2 separate regions of the Mus musculus genome follow, and region 2 is linked to region 1. The links are chromatin contacts, found by Hi-C or POLR2A ChIA-PET in ENCODE. All regions are on one chromosome and are shown on one strand. The core of a region is the stretch at or near the end of the contact, and the rest is flanking DNA. Distances in the headings are between cores, read along the strand shown. Region 1 holds the start of Nedd1 (neural precursor cell expressed, developmentally down-regulated gene 1). Region 2 overlaps Elk3 (ELK3, member of ETS oncogene family).

Evidence for each region. Hi-C counts contacts between places; a loop is a spot of excess contacts on that map. ChIA-PET counts read pairs that join two places held with the same protein, here RNA polymerase II (POLR2A).
Region 2: a map of T-helper 17 cell shows a loop between it and region 1 (4-fold over the local background). The contact joins the enhancer-like site here to the promoter of Nedd1 in region 1. A Hi-C loop is called at or near these places in 1 of 37 maps with a recorded cell type or tissue (T-helper 17 cell). POLR2A ChIA-PET finds 5 or more read pairs at or near these places in 1 of 5 experiments (embryonic stem cell).

Annotation. Positions count from the first base shown.
Region 1 is chr10:92,720,817-92,724,533 of GRCm38, forward strand. Nedd1 (neural precursor cell expressed, developmentally down-regulated gene 1) reads right to left here and starts at 1,602. Exons shown (of 15, transcript NM_008682.2): 1 at 1,507-1,602.
Region 2 is chr10:93,253,785-93,257,795 of GRCm38, forward strand. It overlaps Elk3 (ELK3, member of ETS oncogene family), which reads right to left. Exons shown (of 5, transcript NM_013508.2): 4 at 905-1,027. Among named protein-coding and RNA genes, the nearest start is that of Gm32551, 29 kb to the right of the region's middle. Within about 2 kb of position 1,665, at least 2 of the 3 ENCODE cell types and tissues checked have a DNase peak (open chromatin) inside an H3K27ac peak, as active enhancers do.

The sequences.
Region 1 (3,717 bases), core at 352-2,851:
CTATCCAATTAACAAACTTGGTAATTCAATTTATCCTATTGCCTGTCTGAAGACATTAGATATATTAACAATGAGTTTGAATGAAGTGGGTTGCAACCGATATTTGTTTAGATAGAAATAAAATCAATGGAGAAAACTAAGGCACAAGCAGATGCTAGTTTTTAATTCCTGTGTGTGTGTGTGTGTGTGTGTGTGTGTGTGTGTGTGTGTGTGTGTTTAATCCATAGTGTTCCTGTGTGTGTGTGTGTGTGTGTGTGTGTGTTTAATCCATGGTAGCCACACAAAATATGTTTCTTTTTATAGGTCAACACAGTTTCATTGATACTTGAAGTCTAATAAAAAGTGGTTACTTTTTTTTTTTTTTTTTTGGTTTTTTGAGACAGGATTTCTCTGTATAGTCCTGCCTGTCCTGGAACTCACTCTGTAGACCAGGCTGGCCTTGAACTCAGAAATCCGCCTGCCTCTGCCTCCCGAGTGCTGGGATTAAAGGTGTGCGCCACCACGCCCTACTTTTTTTTTTTTTTTTTTTTTTTAAGGGATGCTACGGCAGCTACAACACACTGAATTGATTCCATCTGGTGACATAGGGGGCTGAATTTAACCAAGGTTAAAGGCCAACAGTGGTCAAAGACACGCCCCCACATCATCAACAAAAGCATCATACATATCTGGGTTCCAGAGGACAAACTAAAAAGCATAAGGCAGAAATCATTGAGTCTCAAGAGGAAAAATAAATAAATAAATAAAGTTTATGGAAAGGATTAAAACAGTTATTTGTTGTGCATATTTTTGGATACAGTAGTGTGTGGGGTGGTTCTGAGTTAGAAGGGACCCCTAGTAGGTGAGGCTAAAAACTTGCAGAGTCACCTGTTGAATTGTAGACAATGTTTCTATTTGGTGACTAAAACACTTACTCAATGCCCCTTGTTCCCCGGCCCATGGAAAAACACAGGGTAGAAAAGTTGAACTCTGAAGAACAGTAAACAGCTGCAAGCTGCTGCTACCCTAACCCCACACAAGGAGCCTACTGTGCAGTGTGGTGCAATGAGTGGATCAAGGCTCTTCAGAAGAGTTAAGCGACCCACACAGCTTCAGTGAGGCTGACTTCACGGAGACCTCTCACAGTCCCTTCGCTTGGCTTCTGGGCTCTGACATCAGTCCCCGGGAGAGGATCCCGGGAAAGAAGAGCGACAGCGACCAACTGCACTCTCTGCTCAAGAAGAGTTCTCGGGAGTTGCACCCCTAGCCCAGGGCGCCTGCGCTCAGCAGCTACGGGCGAGCCAGACCCGGGAGTCGGGGTGGACGAGCCGCTCGGGGCAGCTTGGCCCTTAAATCCGGGGCCCGCGACCCGGTCCTGTCCTGTCCTGTCCTGCCCGGTCCCCGGCCACTTTCCAGCGCGCGCGCGCGCCCGCTGCCGCCCAACGCAGGACCGAAGAGGCTGACCTCGGGGGTCCCCGGCCCAAGGCCACCGCGCTCACAGAGCCTCCCTGTCAGGCGGAACCTCACCTCTCAAGCGTGGGGCCACAGGGGAGGCCCAGCTCCACCCGTTCCTCGCTGCGCTTCCGGCTCCCGCCTGGACTGTTAAACTTGGGCGGCCGGAAGTCCCGCCTCGCATGACGTCACGGGAAAGGCGGTGCCCCGAGCGCTCAGCCCGCGGGGGTGCTGGGTGGCCTCCCACCCTGGGGCGGTGCAGAGGAAGATATCCTAGCCTGTAGCTACTGCTCCTTTATCACTCATTTGTTTGCTGGCTACTGTGTGCCAGGCGCTGAGTTAGGCTGTGGGTGTGCACTTACTGTGTTTAGCTTGAAGGGACAAGAGGTCAGTCAACACGCAGGTTCCCTAGCCTGCTGGAGATTACAGTCTAGTTAGGAAGTTAATATTAACACTTCTGTAGGGAAAGGGAAGGCAAGAATAAAATGCCAGGCAGTGGCGGTGCACACCTTTAATCCCAGCACTAGGGAGGCAGAAGCAGGCAGACTGCTGAGTTCTAAGCCAGCCTGGTCTACAGAGTGAGTTCCGGGACAGCCAGGGACTACACAGAGAACCTCTGTCTTGAACAAAACAAAACAGAAGAATAAAAGATGGGGAATTCACGGGCAACTCTCAGTTCCCACAAAAAAAGGTGTCACAGTTATCACAAAGAAGAACGCTCATAATAAAGGCAATTAACATGGTTGGTTTAGGAGAGGATTACTTGAGAGGAAGCCAAGAAAAGCTGCAGGTTAAACATCTAACTTCAAAGGGGTGTGGTGGTACAAGCCTTTAATCCTAGCACTCAGGAGGCAAAGGCAATGGGATCTCTGTGAGTTCAAATCCATCCTGGTCTACTGAACGAGTTCCAGGACGGTTATACAAAGAAACTCAGTTTCAAAGAGGGGAGGGAATGGAGAGGAAATTGTGGCAGGAGTGGGAGAAGGAAAGGAGGGGAAGAGAAAGGAAGGGGTGGGAGGGAAAAGGAGGAAAGCAGAGGAGAGGAACATCTAACCCAAAACGAACCCTAACCCTGAGAACAAACCCAGTAGTGACTTCAGCCTCTGAGCTAGCCATCTTCACATCCGCAGCTTCACATGCTGCTGTTCAGGTACATGAACACCAACTCAGTGGTTTTTTGGTTTTTTTGTTTTTGAAGGAAATGTATTTCATGGTAGAAAGGGGCCAATGAACTGAGTTTTCCCAACATTCCTGCTAAAAGATTGCTCTGTTGAGAGTTCTTACTTCCATCACTGATAGCATGTTCCTATGGAAAGTGTTGCTCCTTTGTCCCAGGTGCACACCGGATGTGTTTCTCAACTGGATACATAATGTCCCAGTTATCTGAACCCATATCAAAAACAACTGGAAACCTAAGAAGTGCCAATCCCCACCTCCCCTAGGAGAAAAAGAAGTCTCTCCAGCTTCTGGAAGCTGGTGAGGAACAACCATAAAATGAAGACGGGGAGCAAGCAGTATATGCCTTGTGTAATCTGCAGCTGCTTTTGGTGTTATTAGCTGATTTTTTTTCCTGGAATTTGGCCTAAAATGCTGAGATCTAAGTAGGGAGAACTGGAACACATGAAGAAAAGAATGCTTGAAGCAGAAAACACAACTCTCTAACACTGAAACCAGCAAGAAAGCTTAAGACTGGATTATGTGGTGGGGGGAAAAGGTAGACACTAAGACTATTCCTGCATTAAAAGTGAGATGTTTCATAACAATAAAAGTAAATAAACTGGGCACAATAGCTCACTCTAGTAATCCCAACACCCAGGAAACTGGGGCAGAAGTATTGGTATGAGTTTAATGCAAGACATTAACTGAAAACAAAAGTTGTTTTGTTTTGTTTTGTTTTGTTTTGTTTTTTGTTTTGTTTTGTTTTGTTTTTAGCAAGGGCTCTTACAGGAACAGAACTGACGATATTTATAGAAAATCTTATTTGAGTGGCTTATAGGCTGCACTGGCTAGTTTTGTGTCAACTTGACACAGGCTGGAGTTATCACAGAGAAAGGAGCTTCAGTTGGGGAAGTGCCTCCACGAGATCCAGCTGTAAGGCATTTTCTCAATTAGTGATCAAGGGGGAAAGGCCCCTTTTGGGTGAGACCATCTCTGAGCTGGTAGTTTTGGTTCTATAAGAGAGCAGGTTGAGCAAGCCAGGGGAAGCAAGCCAGTAAGGAACATCCCTCCATGGCCTCTGCATCAGCTCCAGCTTCCTAACCTGCTTGAGTTCCAGTCCTGACTTCC
Region 2 (4,011 bases), core at 415-2,914, 530 kb after region 1:
CCAAGGGAAGCAGGCTGGGTAGACCAAGCTAGAGAGGAGCGTGGAGCTAGCAAGGCGTCTACCTTTGCTTCATTCCTGCCCTGCCTGAACTCACATCCTCAAGACAGTAATGCCCTATTGGTGTGTAGCAATCTTTGAGACTCAGGAGATACTGATCTCCATGGGATACTGAGTAAAGCTCCTGGAAAATTCCAGAAGAAGAATGGATAATGAATGTGTTCACCTAACTCAGGGAGGGCTTCATTATTCTTTTTTCGAGACAGGGTTTCTCTGTGTAGCCCTGGTGTCCTGGAACTCACTTTGTAGACCAGGCTGGCCTCAAACTCGGAAATCCACCTGCCTCTGCCTCCCAAGTGCTGGGATTAAAGGTGTACACCACCACTGCCCGGCTCAGCTTCATCATTCTTTAACCATATGTTGCACAGTATTTTGTTACATAATTCAAGCCTGATTATAATCTGTAGAATGATGCGGGTAACGTTTCTACTCCAGTTTGGGAAAACTGTTCACTGTTTCTATTTTTTTCAGTGTTTTTTCATGTGAATCTATTGACTAGTTGGGTTCCTGTTTTAAAGTCTCTTATAGAGCTTTTATAAAAATCATGTTTTAATTTTAAATCATTTCCTGCAGTCAATTTCCAGTTTTCCTAGTCACGTGGAAGTATCCAGAACCCTTAAAGAATCCATGTGTGTGTTCCTGATAGAAGAACCTCTTCTCTGCCTCAGAGAAAAGAAATGTCTGTCTCTAAAATGACTTTCAACCCAATCCTTAGGAATTCCCCTTGGAAACTTTTAACTTGGTAGCTCAGTGGCAGAAGGTACCGTCAGAGAGAGCTTTTGTGGAATTTAGAGAAAAGCCATCCGTTAGATGACTCGCGTTTAAAAGCTCATTTGCAGACACTTACCTGGAAAAGTGTGTTCGGCCCTTGCAGCCTGGCAGGACTCAGTGGGGCGACAGGACTAAGGCTGCTCCAGAAGTGTATGCTGGGCAGCAGCGGACTCGAGGCCAGAAACAGTCCACTTGGTGTCTAGAAGACAAGGCAACAGGCAGCTCTTGATTGGGGGTCACCTAACACCAGCCATGACCAAAAAGCAGCGGAGTGGTCAGTGTGTGAGAACCAAGCCTCGCCTTCTCGGGAAAACTGGGCAACTTTAGTTCTCTCCACATGACTAGGAGTAGCTTAATTCTCAGTACTAATTTTATGTGCAGTTCTTAGGCAAGCTACATTCTGGTTGGAAAAGTCAGGTTTGTAGCAACTTGTCAAACAGTTCCTTCTGTCCCTTCCCCCTGCTCCCAGTAGACAAATGTATAGACTGAATAGGATCCCTGGAAGGGGGGCTTCGTTTCTTATCAAACTGTTTAGCCACAGTGGACAGCGATCACACCCAAAGTTTACAACACCCCCCCACCCCCGCCCACGGGCCACATGCTTGTAAAAAGGATCATCTTGGGCATCATGCCCCATTATCAACAGCCCTGTAATAATTGAAATTCTATGAGCATGGCTTGCAGCCGCTTGTTCAGAAGCCCTGAGCTGATCTTGCGGACTTCACTCTGGACGTGGGGCTGGGAGGAATCCATTGCCCTGGCAATGGGAAAGTAGGGCTGTGGAGCCAGAATGCAGCGTTTCTTAGAAGTGACGGACTGGCATTTGCTTGCCCGCACTCGGCAGGAGGCCTGGCCCACAAGCCAGCTAAAGGGCAGGAGAAACAAGCCGTCCCAGCCAGTAAATCTGCACGGCTTTTCTTCTCAGCAGAGGCAAACTCCCTGGCCCAGGGTGTCTGCACCTCTAGTGACCAGAGGAGCCCCTCAATAAGACTCTTTGTGTAAGAACACAGCAAAGGCGCCAGCATTAAAGATTGCATCATGCTGGATGCCGCCGTGTTATTTTTTCCTAGAACTGGCCCCGGCAGCCTCTGTAATTATCAAATGCATTTGAGCTTAAACCTAAATTGAAAGGTTTGCTCTGTTCAGCGGGAGAGAGAGACAAACATCCAGTGGTCTTCCAGCCGAAGTGCTGACTGGTAAACAGATTTAAACCAAGTTCTTTGAGTCTTTGGTTCCATGGCATTTCCTTCTACATATTGAATGGCCTACGAGGTTACTAGGATAAATACGTGTTTTGAGTTAGTGATCCATTTTTTTTTTCCTAGTTGGAGGCAATTTCACAAGTGTGCTAGGCCAGCTGGCCTCATGGTTAAAAATAAATGGGTAAGCATGAGCTCTGACAGGGTTCCCATGTTCAGAACCTCTGCTCATTAGCTAGACAACCTCGGACGAACAGCCCAGCCTCTCTGGTCCTCAATCTTAATCTGTCAACTGGGGGAAAGGAAAATGTATGCTATTGCAGGGTTGCTGCAAGGACATGTAATTCAAATGATACTCTTAATATATTACTATATATTATATTAGTTTTATATAGTAATATACACATTATTTTATATATTATTTACCTTATATATATTACAGCATACAATATAAATAGATATTTACATATTATATAAAAGTATGGATAATGTATATATATAATGTATATATATGACCAATACACAAAGATGTCAAGTCTAAGAGACTCAGGTCATTTTGTAAATCAGTAATAAATATAAAATGTACCAGACATACTCATTAAATAGAATTTATCCATTCATGAGGAATTCTCAACTGGGTGCTAAAAAGTTCTGGGAATCCAACTTGTATGGGTAGGTTAGGCCCTAGTCCGCAGACCCAGGTGCTTTGAGGTACTTTAGAGCCAGGTTCAAACCACAGTGTTATTAACAGTTAATAACCAGGGTCAGTGCTCTCAGGTTCTTCTCAAAGTCGGCAGGCACAGTCTTCTAAACCAGAAAGGGCAGCTACCATTTTCTCATCCAAGGCCACAAACTCACACGTCTGGGAAATATGTAAAGTGCAGGATCTACCGTTTACATCCCCTCTGGATCTGAGGCGCTTGCACATTTGTTTCCAAGGAATACAGGATGCACATAGAATGCAGGGGCCTTCTGTTTCTCATGGTTAATACATTTGAAATGCCTTCTATAATATATGCAAATAAACATTGTGAAATGACTTCATTCACTCCTCCTCCAATTGCAGTTCTCGCCGGAGATCCTGCAACCTTAAAGGAAGGATTGTTTGGGAACTTGGAAGGGGAACTTCCTAAAGAGCTTTGCCTGGGTTATCTCAGGACATTGCAGAGCCTCCAAGGTGTCTCTGCCTGACCTGGAGGGAGGACCGCCTGTAAAGGGCAGGCTTTTCGGGGCTGTTGAGGAGCCTGGGAATGCCTGGCTTAACAAATGGCTACAGTTGTTCCTGATGTCAGTGAAAAGACACGCAAGAAGGGCTTTCCCACTAGGATCTCCTTTCTCTTCCTCCCCATTCAAATCCACTTAATTCTGGGTCGCCTAGAGAGTGTATACCTGTGACCTTTAACGAGAGCAGCTGACTCACATCCAGATGTGTTGCAGCTGTGTGTTGTCTGCACCAACCTTTTCTACTCCTGTCTCTCTCTGCCCGTCAGAAATGCCACCACCTGGAAGCAGACCCCCAGTCTACCCTCAGGCTGATATGATTTCTTTGATTTTTGCTGAATCTTTAGAATACTATGGAACCCTTTCACCCCTTAACATTAAATATATTCTGTCTCATACTGTGCACATCCTTCTGGTTCCTCTTTTCATGGCCGTTGGAGGGTTTGTTCGTTGTTCTTAACCCCCAGTGCTCGATGAGCTGAAGAACTTTTCAACTCCGTGCCCGCCTTCCTCGGGTCTGACTTCTTTTTTTTTCCCCCAACTTTTTATTAGGTATTTTCTTCATTTACATTTCAAATGCTATCCCAAAAGTCCCCTATGCCCTCCCCCACCCACTCCCCTACCCACCCACTCCCCTACACCCACTCCCACTTCTTGGCCTTGGTGTTCCCCGGTACTGGGGCATATAAAGTTTGCAAGACCAAGGGGCCTCTCTTCCCAACGATGGCCAACTAGAGACACGAGCTCTGGGAGTACTGGTTAG